Regions from separate parts of the Homo sapiens genome. Here regions 1, 2, 4 and 5 are each linked to region 3. The links are chromatin contacts, found by Hi-C or POLR2A ChIA-PET in ENCODE. All regions are on one chromosome and are shown on one strand. The core of a region is the stretch at or near the end of the contact, and the rest is flanking DNA. Distances in the headings are between cores, read along the strand shown. Region 1 overlaps ATP6V0A4 (ATPase H+ transporting V0 subunit a4). Region 2 overlaps TBXAS1 (thromboxane A synthase 1). Region 3 holds the start of FMC1 (formation of mitochondrial complex V assembly factor 1). Region 4 overlaps TBXAS1 (thromboxane A synthase 1). Region 5 holds the start of KDM7A (lysine demethylase 7A).

Region 1 (3,376 bases), core at 595-3,094, 590 kb after region 3:
CAACTTTACTTTTCCAGAAAACCTGTGTTTAATTTTTTTTTTTTTTTTTTTGAGATGGAGTTTTGCTCTTGTTGCCCAGGCTGGAGTGCAGTGGCGCAATCTCGGCTCACCGCAACCTCCGCCTCCCGGGTTCAAGTGATTCTCCTGCCTCAGCCTTCCGAGTAGCTGGGATTACAGGCATGCGCCACCATGCCTGGCTAATTTTGTATTTTTAGTAGAGATGGGGTTTCTCCATGTCGGTCAGGCTGGTCTCGAACTCCCGACCTCAGGTGATCCACCCACCTCATCCTCCCAAAGTGCTGGGATTACAGGCGTGAGCCACTGCGCCTGGCCTGTGTTTAATTTTTTAATCCTCTCCATTACTTCTTTGTCACTTGTCAGGAACACTGTTTCCCCAAAGCCATTGAAGTCCTTTCCCCCCAATTCTCCATGCTTGATTTTATGAAAACGTCATGAGGAGAATGGAAAATAAATTCTGCTAGATGTGTGCTTACATTTAGTATGACGGGTTGCTGCTGTGTCGAGGGCTTCAGATGATCCCAGCTGAGCAGCTTCTGCAGGGGCAGCTTTCTCCTTTGGCTCAGTCCCTGCCAAAGATGAATCTTAGACACTGTCTGATGCTGAGGCATATAATTCGGGCTATGCTCTTTGAGGTTTCTGAAAGTCACCTCTGTGCTGAGGTGCTCTTGTCTCCTGGAAATCCCCAGGCCAGGGGGCATTATATTGCAAAGTGACAGGTAGTATTGGGCTTGTGAGATGCTTCGGTGGCCTCATGGCTCTCGTTAATCTTAGAGCCAGCATGTCTGTCTTACAGTGTGTCTCTTACAGAGGCCATGTGTGCTGAAAAAGATTACCCTGTTTGTTGTATCATCAAAACATAAAAATGATTCCATTAAATAAATTCTGTGTGGGCCCAATTGTCCATTCATTCCTTCATTCATTCACTTGTCATTTATTGGAGGGATTATGTATGTAAAGGGTTGTGGTAGATGTAGTAATCTCTTAGGGTTGCTGTAACAAATTACAGCAAACTGGGTGGCATAAGACAATAAAGATTTATTCTGTCATGGTTCTGGAGGCCAGAGGTCTGAAATCAAGGCGTCAGCAGGGCCGTGCTCCCTCGGAAGACCTGAAGGGAGCCCCCTCCTTGCCTCTCCCCAGCTCTGGTGCTGCGGGCCGTCCTCCGCATTCCTTGGCTTGCAAGTGCCTACTTCTCTGCCTCTGTTGTCACGTGGTATTCTTCCCTGTGTGCCTCTGTGTCTACGTTTCTTATCAGGACAGTGGTCATATGGGATTAGAGCCCATTCAAATCCAGTATGACCTCTTCTTAACCTGATTCCATCTGCAAAGACCCTCTTTCCAAAAAGGCCATATTCACAGGTATCAGAGTTCAGGACTCTTTTATGTGGACAATTCAACCCATAACAATAGGACAATGAGGAATTTAGAAGAAAAGGAAGATACAATCTCTGCCTAAGGGTTTTAGCCTCTAGCGGGGGAGATAAACTGCTCAGGAGAGTTCAAGGCCAGGTGACAGCCACAGGTCAAAGGAGCCTGCCAGAGCAGAGGAAGCTGCTGTGGCCTGTGACACTCCATTTTTGGCACCTTGTCAAACAGCTCTGTGAAGGTTCTCTGTTTTCCTGTGTGTTGTTTTTTGTATAGGTCATAACACAAACAGAGTCTCACCGCCAGCGCCTGCTGCAGGAAGCCGCTGCCAACTGGCACTCCTGGCTCATCAAGGTGCAGAAGATGAAAGCTGTCTACCACATCCTGAACATGTGCAACATCGACGTCACCCAGCAGTGTGTCATCGCCGAGATCTGGTTCCCGGTGGCAGATGCCACACGTATCAAGAGGGCACTGGAGCAAGGCATGGTGCGTGGCAGGTGGAGCCAGGAGGGGTCCGATGAGTCAGCCCCTCTGCTGGGCTCTCAGAGGGTGTTGGCCTCATGGGCCACATGAACTCAAGTGACTTGGTGGTAGGATTGCTTCCTTCATCTTTGTGTCTTCAGTTATCAACCCCACTCGAGGACATAAAAGAAATTCCTTTGTCTTTTCAGTGTTTGACAGTTGTTCACCATTTTTTGACCTTTTGTGAGTACGTATTGAGGTTTTTTTAAAAAAAAAAAAAAAATAGAATCTCGCTCTGTAGCCCAGGCTGTTGTGCAGTGGCACAGTCTCGGCTCACTGCAACCTCTGCCTCCCGGGTTCAAGTGATTCTCCTGCCTCAGCCTCCCGAGTAGCTGGGATTACAGGTGCGCCCTACCACGTCCAGCAAATTTTTGTATTTTTAGTAGAGACGGGGTTTCACCATGTTGGCTGGGCTGCTCTTAAACTCCTGACCTCAGGTGATTCGCCTGCCTCAACCTCCCAAAGTGCTGACATTACAGGTGTGAGACATCACACCCGGCCATACTGAGCATTAATGTGCCAGTCTCTCAGCTAGACTATCGTTTTGGGGGGATTTTGTCTTTTTTTTCTTATTAAAGATGGGGACCTCGCTATGACACCCAGGCTGGAGTGCAGGGCTGTTCACAGGCATGGGCATACTGCCCTACAGCCTCAAACTCCTGGGCTCAGGTGATCCTCCCATCTCAGCCTCCCAAGTGGCTAGGACTACAGGCACGCGCCACCATGCCCAGCTCCACTCTGCTAGACTGTAGATACCACCTGTTACCTCATGGAGGTTATAGTCTAGCTAGAAAGATGAATAACCAAGCATCTATAATAAGAGCCAAAATATGTAGATCGCTTGCGGTGTGTCCGAGATGGCTAAGCACTCTGTCCTCGTTGAGTTCTCACCGCTCCCTCCATTCATTCCTTAGACATTCCCTGTGTACTAGGAACGGATCTAGGGCTTACACACTGGCAGGCCAAGACCCTGCTTTGATAGACATTCTAGAAAGGGACACGGAGGCATGTCCGTGACTAATGAGATTTCAGGCAGTGATGAGTGGTGGGCAGGAAACCAAGCAGGGGACGGCGAGGGGCAGGATGGAGAGTGGGGGCTTGTTCTGATCACCGTTATTCACCCCATTGAAGGAGGGACCCCCTCCTGCCCTAAATAGTACAAGATGGCCGAACACATTACCCTGACACTGGACAGACGGGCTTGACAGCTGTTTTTAGTCACTCGTCTTCAGAGCCCAGGGGAGAAGGACACCGCACGCCATGCGGGCCACACAGGGCTTGCCCTCGGGAACTGCGTTTGGGAGCAGAGTGAAGCAGCAGGGCCGGTGGGAGGCAGGCTCTGCAGTGAACGAGGGTGAGGTGACCTTTGGTTCTTGCAGAAGGATGTGATTAGCTTGTTTGAATAATTTCACGGGGTGGGAGGAGTGAAGCCATTAGGTTGAGGAGTGGGTGGCATGCAGCTGGT
Region 2 (3,395 bases), core at 71-2,570, 650 kb before region 3:
ATACTGAAAATGGCTTTGTGTGATCTGACAACGACATGTAGGATGGCTGAGGTAGAAAGAGTTGGGAAATAGGTCAATAAGACAGGAGGTTCTTGCAATAGTCCAGGCAAAAGTGAGGTGCTCCAATCACAAGGCCAGTAGTCAGAATGGGAAAAGGGGCTGAAAGAGAGAAGCCTTATCAGCAGTGGCTGTCTATCTTGGCTGTTCCCTATTGATGCTGGGGCCCATCCCAAAACATTTCCACTTAATCGGTCTGGATTGGGGTGCAGGAATTGGTATTGTTTTAGAAGTCCCCCAAGGGATTATCACATGCAGCCTGGATTTCAGAATCACTGTCATAAAGGAAGCTCTACCAGGGGAGGTGAGGGTGTTGGGATTTAACGGGTCAGGGAATGAAGAGAGATGAAAGGGATTCCCTGGTTTCATTCCTAAGTGGCTGAGAGAAACACAGAAAGAGGACCACATGGGTGGGGCAGCATCTTCCAGGGGAAGGAGATCAGCTTTTGCAGGATTTTGCTGGAGGCCCCCTCCACCACCCCACCTGGGTGAGACCGTGAGCAGCTTGGCGTAGAAGTGGGGAGATGGTATCGCACAGACGGGGATGAGTCCTCTGGGATAGGGGTAAGAAAAACAAGCACAGAGCCAAGCATTGAACCTTAATGCTTCCCAGGGGAAGGTGGCAGGGCAACTGGAAAGTAAGGGACCCTGGAAAACATCTCAGATCTCCTGGACAGTGCCTGGGAGATTCAAGACTAAGAGAGACCATTGATGGCTGGCACGGTGGCTCACGCCTGTAATCCCAGCACTTTGGGAGGCTGAGGTGGCAGGATTGCTTGAGGCCAGGAGATCGAGACCAGCCTGGACAACATAGTGAAACCCCATCTCTAAAAAAAAAAAAAAAATGCCAGACATGGTGGTGTGCACCTGTAATCCCAGCTACTCGGGAGGCCGAGGTGGAAGGATCACTTGAACCTAGGAGTTTGAGGCAGAGTGGACTATGATTGCCAGTAATAATAATGATAATAATGAAGAAGAAGACGCGCCATTATATTTGTCAACTGTGGCAGGGACAAGGCCAAAACCAAGTCAGTGGGGTCGCAGGATGAGTAGTTAGAGAGGGGATGAATGAGAGGGAGCGAGGGGAGACTGGCAGACTGCTTCTACCAGGCACACTGAAAGAATTTGGGAGAACAGAACAAACTGAAGGGAGGCAGGAGCGCATCATCACCCATCTGCAGGGTGAGCCCATGGCCAAGGAAAAGGCAGTGCTGTGCCATGCAGTTGTGGGGGTGGAGCCAGGCCCCATGGCATCAGTCCCAGAAAGAAAGATTCTGACTCCACGTGGGGCAGGATTTTCAAAGGACTACAACTTCACAATGCAATAGGCAAGCCCAGGTCCACCGGGGCTTTTCACACGAGGTTATGGAGCATCTGAAAAGGTCGCTGTGGGATATTCATAGGTCCCTCATCAACAGGAGAGCCACACGAGAGACCCCAAGGTGCCCTCCACCTCTGGACCGGTCTGATGCAGCATGGCCACGCCCCCACCCACCCAGGGACAGCCTCATGACCTTAGCAGATCCTGGTCACTCTGCCAGGCCAAATAAACGTGACGGGAAGGCGGAGAGCCATCAACTTGCCCTCCGCACACCCCTCCTGCATTTCCCATCCCTCATCTTCGTGTGCATCTTGTTGATGATTTGCTGTAGGAGTCAGAGAGCAGGTCACTAGCTGTTTGGGGAAATGGTAAACAAAGATAAGAGCTTTAAGCACTGGAATTTATTTTTTATCCACTGGCCTAAAAGCAACTGCATGTTAAATTTAGAAAGCTGGTGCCAGACCCCTCCCCGCCCCTCCTGCTTCCTGCTCCTCTTACCGCCCATGCTCAAAGCATGGTCTCAGCTGACTATAGAATACGAGATGTGTTTGTAAAGCCCAGGAGTCTTCAGAGGCTGCCTGCCTGGATGTTTATAAAAATGTCTCATCTGAGGGCCTGGGAGAAAGGGGCCGTTTCCTGCGCTCCCCAGCTCTGCTCACCATTCTAGCAGCAGCCATCTCTGCCCAAATATTTACCCAAACGTCCTCCCTGGTCAGGGCCCTGGGTGCATCAGTCCCCCACTGTCGTCAGGTGGGATGCCCGCAAGGGAGGGGGCAGCATTTTCAGCAGACCACCGATGGATTTATTAATAAGGCCTCCCTCACGCCTGGGAATCTATTATTGAACAGCTCTCTTTTCTCCGTGGGTTAAATCCCTTTGCTACCAACTCTAAGAACCTGCAGAAATCCTTCTATTGACCTGGAATTCTGTTGTATTGAATATTGTCTGAAATAAATGAGCCATTGTCTGGGCTCAGAATTTTCTGGGTAGAAAGAGATCTCCACTGTGATGTAATTTATTGCAGCAGGAGTTTTTTTTTTCTTTTTTTCCAGCTCATCCTGAATTCCCTATTGCCCACTCGGTCCATTTTCACAGTCCAGGATATAAGTGGGGAGGGCTAGGCCCAAGCTTAAAAAAAAAGCCTCCTTTGCCCAAGGATGATGTCCAGAGGCCTAAATGGTGACTGGTACCAGATTTTAAGGGCTACTGAGTAACTGAGGTCCATTTGTGTGGCCAGCTTAGAAGAAAAGAGATCAGACCAACACTCTCAGCTGGCATTGGGAGACCAGTCATAGGACAGTAAAAAGGGAAGAGCAGCTGGGCACAATGGCTCACGCCTGTAATCCCAGCACTTTGGGAGGCCAAGGCAGGCAGATCACTTGAGGTCAGGAGTTTGAGACCAGCCTGGCCAACATGGCGAAACCCCATCTCTACTAAAAATACAAAAAATTAGCCAAGTGTGGTGGCAGGTGCCTGTAATCCCAGCTACGCGGGAGGCTGAGGCAGGAGAACCACCTGAACCTGGGAGGCAGAGGTTGCAGTGAGCCCAGATCACGCCATTGCACTCCAGCCTGGGCAACAAGAGCAAAACTTCATCTCAAAAAAAATCAGCTGGGCATGGTTGTGCACACCTGTAATCCCAGCTACTTGGGAGGCTGGGGCAGGAGAATCACTTGAACCTGGGAGGCAAAGGCTGCAGTAAGCCACTGCCCTCCAGCCTGGGTGGCAGAGTGAGACTGTGTCTCAAAAAAAAAAAAAAAAAAAAGAAAGAAAGAAAAAGAAAAAGCAAAGCAAAGCAAACAAAGAGCAGTTCAACCCTCCCATTGGATGGATGAGGAACCACAGCCCAGAGAGGTGAAGTGACTTGCCTAAGCTGCACAGCAAAGGAGGGGGCAGAGGCAGCGTTAGACCTCAGGCCTTGGGATGCGGGTCCAGAGCTGTGCTCACTGCTACATTGCATTGGAGACAGAAGGGTTTAACCACAAAATCCAGGAGGAGAAACTAGGCATCCCATAGC
Region 3 (3,498 bases), core at 388-2,887:
AAAGGATAGAGAAAATGGGATGGTTATTCAGTTAGCTGTGAGCCTGAAGGAAACAGAAACCATTTCCCCTATGCTCAAGTGCATTCCAGAGTGGTATTTCCAGAATGTACCATGAATTTCAGAACCATTACCAAGTCTCTCTCAAGGGTAATAATGTTATCCCCATAAGGTACAACTATAATCATGTCACCTCCTTAAAAATCTTAGAATGGGGCCAGGTTTGATAGTTCACGCCTGTAATTACAACACTTTGGGAGGCCGAGGCAGGCGGATCACCTGAGGTCAGGAGTTCAAGACCAGCCTGACCAACATGGAGAAACCCCGTCTCCACTAAAAATACAAAATTAGCCGGGCGTGGTGTCGCATGTCGCCTGCCTGTACTACTCGGGAGGCTGAGGCAGGAGAATCGCTTGAACCTGGGAGGTGATCACAATCTTAGAATGGCTTCCCATTACACTTACAATAAAGTTTAAGTTCCTGTTCGGCCTACCACTTCATCTACCTCCACTTCACCCACCACACCTTAGGGCTAAACCACTCTCAACTGGCAATTTTTCTCCCCTTGGGCTTTCAATTGTGTAGCTTTTAAACCTGGACCCTAACCCCAATTTACTTGCTAACTCCAAATTAGCCTTCAGGTCCCTGATTAATTTCCTCCGGAAAACCTTCCCTAACTACCCCTTCTTTATACCCCAGCCCCTGTTGTCTACACCTTGAGCACTTATTTATCCTCAGTACTTTACTGTATGGCTCCTTAGGTGGGCAGCAAGTGTCTTAAGGACAGGACACATGTGCATCTGATTCTTCCTGTTTAGACCAGGTTCCTAGCACAGACCCTAACGTTGCCACCTTTTAAAAACTAGGTGAATTTGAGTTCTAAGATTTTACATTCTGACGTCCGTGGCTCAGAAATTCGACAGTTGATCGTTCTCCCTTTCCCCACATTGCTCAAGGGCAGCAAGTTTCCTTCCCTAAAGCCCAGTTGTTCTTTTCCGCCTCAAAAAGAAATGCTTCTTAGAATAACTTTTCTAGGGGACGGGTGAGGAAATTGTTGGCCAGATGCTGTGGCTTTAAGTCTAGCAACAGTACACCCTTCAACTCCATCTTCATTGTTTTATCCCCAGCATTGAATCCTCCATTCCACTTTCCTGACTGCCCTCCGCAGAGGCAACAGACCAGCCAATGAAATCCTTCGGGACGGGTCCGCCCCTCTGCAGGACAGGCTGACGTCCCCAGAGCGACTCTGCGCCCCCCCCCGCTGGTCCTTTGGTCCCCGAGTTTATGCCAGAGCATGGAGCCTAGGGCCTGGGTTGGTTTGGTCAGAACCAGGGCTCCGTGGGAGGGTTGGCCTCAGAAATGCAGGAATTAAACACCGTGCTCCCCACCCTAGCCCAGACCCGGCTCTTCCTCCCTCCCCAGCACGTAGAGCACCCGGGACATGGCTCCCGTACCCGATGTGCACGGAAAGCCTTCACAAGGTACCGATAGGCCGCGGTGTCGCGATAGGGTCGGCCGGTGGCCGCGCTCAGGTAGCGCAACTCCCGCAGAAGTCCTCGAAAAGTGTGCGACGGGGACCCTAAGGCCGCCATTGTCCTGTCCTTCTCCGAGCGTGGTGCCCAACGGCGTCCTACGACCCTGAAAACCCCTCCTCCGGCCCAGGCGCCTAATGGTACGGTCGGACAGACTACCGACTCCCCCTATCGACTGACGAGCAGTGGAACCGCTCACTTGTCCGTTGACCGAACCTTATTAATCGAAGGCCCAGGGGCGCCGTAACAAAATCAAACGAAACCCGACTGTTAACTGAAGGTACCAGGACCTCTAACCCAGAACAAGGGTTTGGGGAAACAGGGGCTTTTCTTCACTGCGTCATTGAAGATGCCCGTTAGCCGACCAACCGCTGAGTCTCAGGAGAAGCGGGCCCGGCGGGGGGTGTGGGTGTGGATTTGATATGGAACACGCTGAGAAGACATTTTTAAATGATTTATAAAAGGGATATCAAAATTCAACGTATTGACGTCTCCCCAAATCCCAGGGGACCTGCGGCTCAGACAAAGGACATGGGTGTGTGCAGATTCTCGAAAATTGCAGCCCACCAGCTAGTAAAAACACACACACACTTCCCATTTAAAAAAAAAAAAAGTAAAGTTGGCATATTTCGCTTTGTTTAGAAAGGGGAAAAAAGGACAAAAGTCACAGGCCACCCCAGATGGGACTCGAACCCACAATCCCTGGCTTAGGAGGCCAATGCCTTATCCATTAGGCCACTGGGGCTTCTGCAAACGACGCGCTCACACAACATATTCAACTATTTTCCTCTTTGGTACGTCATCGTCACTTCATTTTCGCCTTACCCTATCCCACGAAACCACACCTAGCGCCCACGTGAGGGGTGACGTATGCTGGGAGTTGTAGTTAGAGAACAAAAGTCCACATCACCGCGCCAAAGGCTTTACCCTCGAAACTGCACCGATGCTCCGGACGTTGAACGGGCGCGCGCACGCTTCTGCGTACGCGCTTGCCTGCGCAATAGTCTCCGCGCCTGCGCCGTAGTCCCCGCGCCTGCGCAAAAGCGGGCATGCGCCGTCGCGGAGCACAGCGCGCTGGGCAAATTGGCCGGATCTTCGAGACTCGCCCTCTGAACGTCAGCTCTGGTGGGTTTTTACCGGAAGCAGCCGGACCTTTTCCGGTGTTGCGAATTTCCAGGAGGAGCTTTGCTCCAGCGGCCGTTAGATGGCGCCTGCCGCGGTCAATTTCTGCTTCCGGTTGAAGCGTTGAGGCCATTTCCGCAGGCCGGGCGTGGTGGCGCACGCCTGTAATACCAGTACTTTGGGAGGCCGAGGCGGGCGGATCATCTTAGGTCGGGGGTTTGAAACCAGCCTGACCAACACAGAGAAACCCTGTCTCTACTAAAAATACAGAATTAGCCGGGCGTGGTGGCGCATGCCTGTAATCCCAGCTACTCCGGAGGCTGAGGCAGGAGAATTGCTTGAACCCTGGAGTCGGAGGTTGTAGTGAGCCGAGATCGCGCCATTGCTCTCTAGCCTGGGCAACAGGAGCGAAACTCCATCTCAAAAAAAAAAAGAAACATGTGCCGTGTCCTTTGAATTGGTGCGTCAGCGATAAACATGGGACAGCGGGGAAGTAATAGTACATTGATTAGGAATTAATTTTAAAAATTAGCAGTTCATTTTTTGGTTCTGTTCCTAATTGTATAACGAACAAATCACTTCGGAGTCCCAGTAAACTTACCCTTATAGTATCACAGGGGCTTCCCATTGTCCCTAAGATAAAGCTCAGACGACATAAATTGATCCTCGCTTGTACCTTAATCTTCATCTCTCACTTTTCGCTTATCACCCTCTGCTCCAGGTATCTCCACTTTCATTGTCTCTTCCCCACCACACACCTTACCTGATATTCCCTCTGCCTGAAACTTAACCATTTGTATTAATATGCCTCTTTACCCTTTGGGCTTCAGCTTACTCCAGAAGTCTA
Region 4 (3,548 bases), core at 341-2,840, 580 kb before region 3:
GAGAGATAAGAATTGATTTTATGGTTTATTTCTCTATTCTCATGCCTAAATTGTAGATATTAATCTCCTGGTTTACACACTTATTTCTACTTCTGCCACGACAAAAGTTAGGGAAATATGGCATAAATATCAGAGCAAGCTTTTACTAATTTCTTTTTGTTAAAAAAATATATAAAGATAGCTTCCTGCTGAACCAAGAGTCTAGTAAGACACAAAAATATGAAATCATTTTCAACAAGGTCTTGAAATTTTAGAAAAATCTCTGCAAGGCAGAGAGAAGTACATTTGAGCATTGAGAATCAACACCACTTAACACTATTCCTGTGTTCCCAAGGCATCACAAGACACTCAGTACTTTTAAAGATGTTAGAATTAAAACTTAGCTACCATGTTGGAAACGAAGCTCAGTGTGTTGTACTGATTAAATGTAATGCCATGGATCTGGCTTTTCTAGGACTTAGCCATGTCCAGACATTAGAAAAGCAGGTGAAATGGGAGACCTGCAGGGGACAGGCATCCCATTGCGACTGTCACCTGGGAATTCCAATGGGGCAGCCCATCCTGCAACAGGAAGCTTCCAGTTCAGATTGGAGGGTTTCCTATGCACAGCAAAGACCTTTCGCCATACCACTGGGCTATGGCTTAGAAGAGGGGGAAATTAAAAGAAGAAAGTGGGTGTTATAAGAAGAAGATTGCGGCAGAGAAGGAGACGGAGGTCACATAAAACAAAGAGGCCTCAAAATAGAGACGGGGGCAGGCAAATGAGGTTGCACACCTGTGTTTCTGGTTTCACTGCCCTCTGTAGTCTGTTTGTGCTTTCAGGAAGAACTTCTCCCTTGCTCAGAGCTGTAGACCCGTAATGTGAGTTGACCTTTCTCAAGAAATGCACAGCTAAAAAAAGTTGGCAAGGTTTGACTGAAGCCATGAGAGCTTCCCTAGGTCATGCATGGCAACCACTCTCACAAGTAAAATCTTGATGCACATGTTTGAACATCTGAGTGTCTTCATTTACTCAATGTTTGATTTAAGAGAAAGAGAACCAGGAACTCCAGGTGAACAGTTTTCAAAAACTGTCAGTGGTTACAGGTGTAGGAATGAGTTCAAGGGGGGCGGTTTTATGGCAAGTCTGCCAAGGGCCCCTCTCTCCTCAATGGATGCCAGCAGGCGGGTCCCTGTGGCCCCCGCACAAGGGCGTCTGACTCACCTGTAGCCCTGAATTGAGCTTTCCTTGCCAATTAGCTCTGCAATGAGCCAACATACTCTTTTCTTCCTTCGATAGGAGGCTGCTGCAGATACAGAGGACAGGAAGGTTTCCAGTGACTAATTTGCCTATAACTTTAGTCATCTTCACCAATGCCAAGGAGTTTGTGGTTTCACAGTGACTCATCCTGCAATGTTCACAGCTGTGTGGAGAGCGAGTGAAGCAGCCCCTGAGAGGCTGAACCTGGGGCAGCCAGGGTGCCGGGTATTGATGGTTCGGGATAAAACCACCCACCACGTCCATCACATGGCTTTGGACGTGACTCTTGTGTGTCAGTGGTGTGGCTCGACCTGTGCCTGGAGAGGTGACCTCTGTGTTGCTCATGAGGACCTGAGAGATGGCACTCCATACTGCCACTCCAGACCAGAACCCACATCTCCAAAGCACTAGGCTTAGTGTTTTGACACATCCCTGACATGCCTATCTGACCAGACCAAGCTAACATGGGCCAAAGACTGGCTTACCTCTTATCACCCTTCCCACAGCTCCCTAACTCTAGGCCTTGATAGGAGGCCAAGAACAAGAAGTTCTGCCTCTGGTTGTGACCATTTCTGCTGAGTCATGTGGACTCAGCTCCATTTTCCACAGATATTTAAAAAAGAGCTGCCCTATGGTTTCATTAGGTACCGTACCTGACAGCAAAGAAGAGCTCATTGAAAATATCTAAATAGAAACATCCGAGTCCTGATGTACCAGGACGACTGAGCTTCTATAAGTGCCAAGAAGATTGATTTGGGTTTAATGATAAGCTGTGGTTGCACCATCATGGAGCAGTTTCAGGAAGCACTGAGGACATTGATAGAGACCTACAAGGTCCACGTGGAAAATGAGCAAGATGAAGCAGAGACATTGCACAGACTCCAGAGGCCCAAAAACTGTGAATGGGAAAGCATGACATTAAGAACTGCCGCTCCGGATCCAACCCACAGTCTGCTCCAGCCAGTGTTCTGGAGTTTGGAAAAGAATATTTCACAGGATGATATTTGAATTCACACATTTGTTCAATGTTGTTGTATGTCAGGGAGCTCCCTGTTGCATCACCCCCACCTCCAGTGAATATGCTCTATGGATCCCTCATGGGATGCTTACGGCTCATGTCAAATTTCAGAGCTAAATCCAGCTTCCCAAATCAGGGCCCTTCTCCACCAGGCTGTCCAGGGACAAAACTCAACGTAACTCAAGCCTGAATTTGTGAGCAGACATGGGCTCTCCCTGTTGGAGAATGAGAGCATGCATTATTTAAATTCCTTTTCACTTAATTTATCAAACTAATATGCCGAGGTATTTTCTGTATCACAAGGGACCGTTTGGTAGCAGCCTGCATGGAGTAAGCATTTAATGTTTACCGAGTGAATGTATAATAAAGCTGAATTGCTGAACGCTTAAGTAAACATGGCCTATTAGAGGGAAGGCAACGTGGTGTCAGTAAGGAGAAATCACGTCTCACTAATCTCCTTGAGTTCTTTGAGCAGATAAATAAGCATATGGATAAGAGGGAACCACAGAACCCAATTTAATTTGACTTTCAAAAACCTGTGAGAAAATCCCACTTTAAAGACTGTTTTTTAAAAAATTGAGTCACTAAGGGTTGTTTTACCATCGATATGGAATTGGCTTAAAGACCATAAACAAAGCTACACATAAGTGGATGCATTCCCAGATGGAAAACTATAAACACTGGGATTTCCTGGAGATCTTATCTATGATGGGTCTTTTTACGTGTTTGTGAATGACCGAGACGAAGAAGACTATATTGCAACTCCAGGTTCAAGTAATACCTCATTCTTCTGGGAGGAATGTCAAGTTGATGGAAATTCCATTCAGTTGGAACAAGAATATATTGGATGCTGAAGAGTCAATATGTGTTTATGTCATGGGGTTTAAAAAAAATACAAGATACAGTTCTTGGCCTTAAAGAGCTAATAATCAAGCTAGAGTGAAAGCCATATCCTCCTTCACTGTAAATACTGGAAGGCACAAGGGGATCAACTGTGACAACGAGTGACACACATGGTGAGCGCTGCCAGAGTTCAGGGAAGGGGAAAAGTGCATGTGGATGGAGGCAGGGAAGGCTTCCTGGAGGAGGCAGTATCTGAGGAGTGTCTTGAAGAACAGCAAGAGTTTGGATGGGTGTGGAAGAGGTGGAGGGTTTTCTTGTGAGAAGCAGTAATGTGTCACCTGCCAAGTACTGTGTAGAGGGAGAGGTTATATGCATGATCCCATGTGGCTTTATGACAGCCCAGTAAGGTGGATCATATCCCCCAACTCCAGGCCTTGAGAGGAGGCC
Region 5 (3,537 bases), core at 19-2,518, 840 kb before region 3:
AAGGAAGGAAGGAAAGAAAGGAAAGAAAGAAAGAAATGGAGAATTAGATCAGCGACTCTTTGCCTGGGGGTGGGTGACAGAACAACACTTCTTCCTCCCCTAACAAAAATTACCTATGGAGCTGTGAGGGCTTTCCCCACTGATAGAAATGCCAGCAGAAATTCAGCTACAAATACTCAATCCAATAATCCTTAACATCACTTCCAATCCACAGTTATGATTCCAACGCAATCTTTTCTATACAGTATTTGTCAGCTGTTTTTATTCTTCAGTTTATCATCTTATATTTGGCTCTCAATTTCACCCATAAATTATTGATGGCTTATTATACGCCAAGTACCCTGCGCTCCGCTTTTTGTGGTATCCCTCTTCGGAGCGAGAAGTCACTTAGAATTTTACCCCATCTTCCCCACTTGGGAATCGGAAGGGTTCATAGCTAAGTTTTGTTATTTATAAGCACGCCGGCTCTTCTCTATCCCTCTCTCCACCAACCCCATTTCAAGGTTGGTCCCTCCCAGCGGACGACAGTGATGAATTCCTCTTGGGGACAGCCCTCCCGCAACTAACGGTGGCTCCATCGACGCTCTGGTCTCCTTGCTGCTCGCTGGGAATTCGGGTGGGACGTTTTCCAAAGTTTGGATTCCACGGCACATTCCTCCCTCGGAAAGGCACAACCGGCTCGGCGTGTCAGCTCAGCTGGACTCACGCCGGTGCGGGGCCGCAGCTCCGGTTCTCGCTGGGCGGCTGCGGAGGGCTGGGCGATTCTCTCAGCGTCGCGAGGCGACCCGGGCAGCAGCAAACTTCTCCGCTTCCCCTCTTCGGGACGCGGCACCTCTTCTGCCCTTGAGCACTCCGCAGGAACTTCCCCCGGCCTCGGCTCTCGCTCCGAAATAACCGAGCCAGCTCCTCGCACGCTCCCGCCGTCCTCCTCCGGCTGCGGCCGCGCGCCCGCCGCCACCGCCACCACCGCGCGTGTCCTCACGGGGCCTCAGCTCCCTCCGCCCCCGCAGCCGCCTGCGTGCCCTTCAACAGCTCCCTCCGCCCGGCCGTCGCGGAGAGGAGCGGGGAGCGCGCGCCGGCGCCAGAGACGTGCGCGAGACGCACGGCCCCGCGCCGAGCGCCGGAAGCAGCCGAGTCTGGGCCTCGCGCGTCGCGCGCGCCTCCTCCCCCTCCGCCAGCCGCCGCGGCCTCGCGCGCGCGCACTGAGGCGCCGCCGCCGCCGCGGCTGCTGCAGGAGGCGGCGCTGGCTGGCGGCTGCGCTCGCTCCAGTCGGCGAGCGGAGTAGCGAGCGAGCGTGTGTGTGTTTTTTAAAGATGGCCGGAGCGGCGGCGGCGGTGGCCGCGGGAGCAGCAGCTGGAGCCGCCGCGGCAGCCGTGTCGGTGGCGGCTCCCGGCCGGGCCTCGGCGCCTCCGCCGCCCCCGCCCGTGTACTGTGTGTGCCGGCAGCCGTACGACGTGAACCGCTTCATGATCGAGTGCGATATCTGCAAGGACTGGTTCCACGGCAGGTAAATAAACCCCCTCCAGCCCCGCAGCCGCCACCGCCGGCCACCGACCAACCGCCGCCGCCGCCGGCCGCCCGCGCCTCCCTCGGGCCGGGCCGCCGCGCCGCGCCCAGCTTTCAGGGGGCCCCGGTGCCTAGCCCCCCGGCCGGGCAGTGGGGCGCGCGGTGCCCCGGGTTCGCCGGGCGGGCTCCAGAGGGGAGCCGGTGGGCTCGCCTGGCCCGGGCGAAGAGTCGCCACAACAAACACGAACAAAGAGGGCCGGCGGATAAGTTGGCAGGGGGAGCCTGGGGCGAGGGGACGCGGCCGGGCGGGCGCGGCGGGGGCGTCGGGCGGAGCGCCGGCCGGGTCCGCAGCCCCTCGCCAGCCCGGGCCGCCGCCGCCCCGCCCCGCCCCGCCGCGCCCGGGGCTCCGGCCGGAGTCGCCGGCCGCCCCGCCGCTCTGCCCGGCCGGCCGACGCGCCTGCCTTCCTTCCGGGCGGCGATGGGGTCGCCCCGGCCCCGCGTCTCCTCCGCGCCGCGGGTCCCTGTCGCGCCCCCTTCCCCGTCTTTATCAAACTTCCTGGGCCAGTGGGACGGGGGCAGCGGCGGGCCGGAGAGGCGACCGCGCCAGCCAGCTCGGCGGGGCTCCGCGGAGTAAACAGAGCAACAGATGAGGCACTCGCTCTCGGGGACTTGAAAGGTGCCGGGGAAGTTGGGGCCGGGCCCCCGGCGGGCGGCAGGTTGACCCGGGTCGCGGTCCTGGGCCCCCGCACACACCCGGGTCGCCGGGACTGGGGCAGATGGAGTGGGTTGCGGCGGCCCGAAGGGAACGCTTCTCCGGACCCCCTGCGTTGCCCTCGCGCCGCGGCTTAAACTTTACAAAGAGTGCAGTTGCCATCGCTCGAAGCTGGCGACACCGGGACCGCCTGCGGCTGTGCCCGGGCGCCGGTGCCGGCGAACTTGAGTCGGCCGGGCGGACGCTGCGGGGCCGGCTGGCGGCGGCGGCGGACGCTGCCCTCTGATTCAGCCGCCGCCGCGCTCCGGGTTTGACGTTTGAGAGCTCGGGCCGCCTCCGCAGCCAGGCCGCCGACTCGTGTGTTTTGTAATCAAAGTGTGAGGCTAATAAAGGGCGGCGCCACAGCCTCTTGACTCCGGCGTGGGAGGGATTCACAGGCATTTAAACAAAGAAACTAGTTGGGGTTGGGCTCCCAAAGTCCTTATTTGGGTGTTGTGGCAAAGCCTGCGGTCACCTTTAGTTGAAGCCGGTTTCCCGGGCCCCGTTTGGTGTTGTCTCTTGGCGAGAGCACGCTCACGAGTAATAGCAGATATGGTGACTGTGATTGTAGGAAGTGTCTTTTGATTGACAGCAGGACATTTAAATACAGCCTCCGCTCCCCCCCTCCCCAATTTTACAGAAACACTACAAGACCAGGCCAGATGTCTTAGTCTCCCTCTACTGGTCCAGGGAGAGAAAACCATGTAAATCACAATGTTCTTTGCAGTGTTTAGTGCTAGGTGTAGTTAAGTTTTACTTAATTTTCAAGTACAGTTTTACTTAATCAGTTTTCAGGCTAGCCGATTCTCACAACAGAAAACAAGACACAGTAAATTATCACTTTAAAAGAAAGGCAGCGTCCTCGTTTCGTATAATCTTTAGCAGTCTTGTATATCCAATTCTATTTCCACATCCTGTTTCCATAACATATTCTACGCAACTAGAATAAAGATTATCCGAACATTTAGGTTCTATATAGAATAAAATCAGAATCCCTGGTGATTATGTAAATGCTTATTTTTTTTCAAAGAACTATTTTTTGAAATTTGAGGCGGTTTAAACTGCATAAAAATTTGTCTCGCCAGGCTTGGTGGCTCACGCCTGTAATCCCAGCACTTTGGGAGGCTGAGGCGGGTGGATCACGAGGTAAAGAGATCGAGACCATCCTGGCTAACATGGTGAAACCCCAACATGGTGAAACCCCGTCTCTACTAAAAATACAAAAATTAGCTGGGCGTGGTGGTGCATGTCTGTAACCCTAGCTACTTGGGAGGCTGAGG

Evidence for each region. A loop is a pair of places that touch in the nucleus more often than their neighbours do. ChIA-PET counts read pairs that join two places held with the same protein, here RNA polymerase II (POLR2A). Pooled maps may share reads with other maps.
Region 1: a map of PC-9 shows a loop between it and region 3 (13-fold over the local background). The contact joins the enhancer-like site here to the promoter of FMC1 in region 3. A Hi-C loop is called at or near these places in 5 of 168 maps with a recorded cell type or tissue (CD4-positive, alpha-beta T cell, CD4-positive, alpha-beta memory T cell, CD8-positive, alpha-beta T cell and 2 more) and 12 of 50 pooled maps. POLR2A ChIA-PET finds 5 or more read pairs at or near these places in 1 of 52 experiments (CD4-positive, alpha-beta T cell).
Region 2: a loop to region 3 is called in a map of dorsolateral prefrontal cortex, with 3 times the contacts of the local background. The contact joins the enhancer-like site here to the promoter of FMC1 in region 3. A Hi-C loop is called at or near these places in 2 of 168 maps with a recorded cell type or tissue (IMR-90 and dorsolateral prefrontal cortex) and 8 of 50 pooled maps. POLR2A ChIA-PET finds 5 or more read pairs at or near these places in 2 of 52 experiments (Caco-2 and activated T-cell).
Region 4: a loop to region 3 is called in a map with no recorded cell type, with 10 times the contacts of the local background. The contact joins the enhancer-like site here to the promoter of FMC1 in region 3. A Hi-C loop is called at or near these places in 2 of 37 single-sample maps with no recorded cell type and 8 of 50 pooled maps. POLR2A ChIA-PET finds 5 or more read pairs at or near these places in 2 of 52 experiments (BJ and activated naive CD4-positive, alpha-beta T cell).
Region 5: a map of natural killer cell shows a loop between it and region 3 (21-fold over the local background). The contact joins the promoter of KDM7A here to the promoter of FMC1 in region 3. A Hi-C loop is called at or near these places in 10 of 168 maps with a recorded cell type or tissue (B cell, CD4-positive, alpha-beta memory T cell, CD8-positive, alpha-beta T cell and 6 more), 9 of 37 single-sample maps with no recorded cell type and 34 of 50 pooled maps. POLR2A ChIA-PET finds 5 or more read pairs at or near these places in 10 of 52 experiments (B cell, CD4-positive, alpha-beta memory T cell, CD8-positive, alpha-beta memory T cell and 7 more).

Annotation. Positions count from the first base shown.
Region 1 is chr7:138,751,124-138,754,499 of GRCh38, reverse strand. It overlaps ATP6V0A4 (ATPase H+ transporting V0 subunit a4), which reads left to right. Exons shown (of 22, transcript NM_020632.3): 11 at 1,663-1,875. Among named protein-coding and RNA genes, the nearest start is that of TMEM213, 45 kb to the left of the region's middle. Within about 2 kb of position 1,844, at least 8 of the 41 ENCODE cell types and tissues checked have a DNase peak (open chromatin) inside an H3K27ac peak, as active enhancers do; they include CD4-positive, alpha-beta T cell, CD8-positive, alpha-beta T cell and PC-9, where a contact is called at or near this core.
Region 2 is chr7:139,993,641-139,997,035 of GRCh38, reverse strand. The region is part of intron 9 of TBXAS1 (thromboxane A synthase 1); the gene reads right to left. Among named protein-coding and RNA genes, the nearest start is that of PARP12, 68 kb to the left of the region's middle. Within about 2 kb of position 1,320, at least 3 of the 41 ENCODE cell types and tissues checked have a DNase peak (open chromatin) inside an H3K27ac peak, as active enhancers do; they include dorsolateral prefrontal cortex, where a contact is called at or near this core.
Region 3 is chr7:139,339,476-139,342,973 of GRCh38, reverse strand. It overlaps FMC1 (formation of mitochondrial complex V assembly factor 1), which reads right to left and starts at 1,637. Exons shown (of 2, transcript NM_197964.5): 1 at 1,452-1,637. The coding sequence starts at 1,589. It overlaps FMC1-LUC7L2 (FMC1-LUC7L2 readthrough), which reads right to left and starts at 1,637. Exons shown (of 11, transcript NM_001244584.3): 1 at 1,452-1,637. The coding sequence starts at 1,589. It overlaps TRR-CCT4-1 (tRNA-Arg (anticodon CCT) 4-1), which reads right to left and starts at 2,274; the gene lies at 2,202-2,274. It also overlaps a transcript of LUC7L2 not described here. RefSeq lists enhancers at 1,397-1,646, 1,094-1,661, 1,917-1,986, 2,017-2,086, 2,397-2,456.
Region 4 is chr7:139,914,458-139,918,005 of GRCh38, reverse strand. The region is part of intron 4 of TBXAS1 (thromboxane A synthase 1); the gene reads right to left. Among named protein-coding and RNA genes, the nearest start is that of TBXAS1, 87 kb to the right of the region's middle. RefSeq lists enhancers at 799-1,098, 1,001-2,200, 3,102-3,548. Within about 2 kb of position 1,590, at least 22 of the 41 ENCODE cell types and tissues checked have a DNase peak (open chromatin) inside an H3K27ac peak, as active enhancers do.
Region 5 is chr7:140,174,714-140,178,250 of GRCh38, reverse strand. KDM7A (lysine demethylase 7A) reads left to right here and starts at 1,268. Exons shown (of 20, transcript NM_030647.2): 1 at 1,268-1,507. The coding sequence starts at 1,314. KDM7A-DT (KDM7A divergent transcript) reads right to left here and starts at 990. Exons shown (of 1, transcript NR_024451.1): 1 at 1-990. RefSeq lists silencers at 860-1,289, 1,330-1,429, 2,070-2,249, 2,260-2,539 and an enhancer at 712-1,635.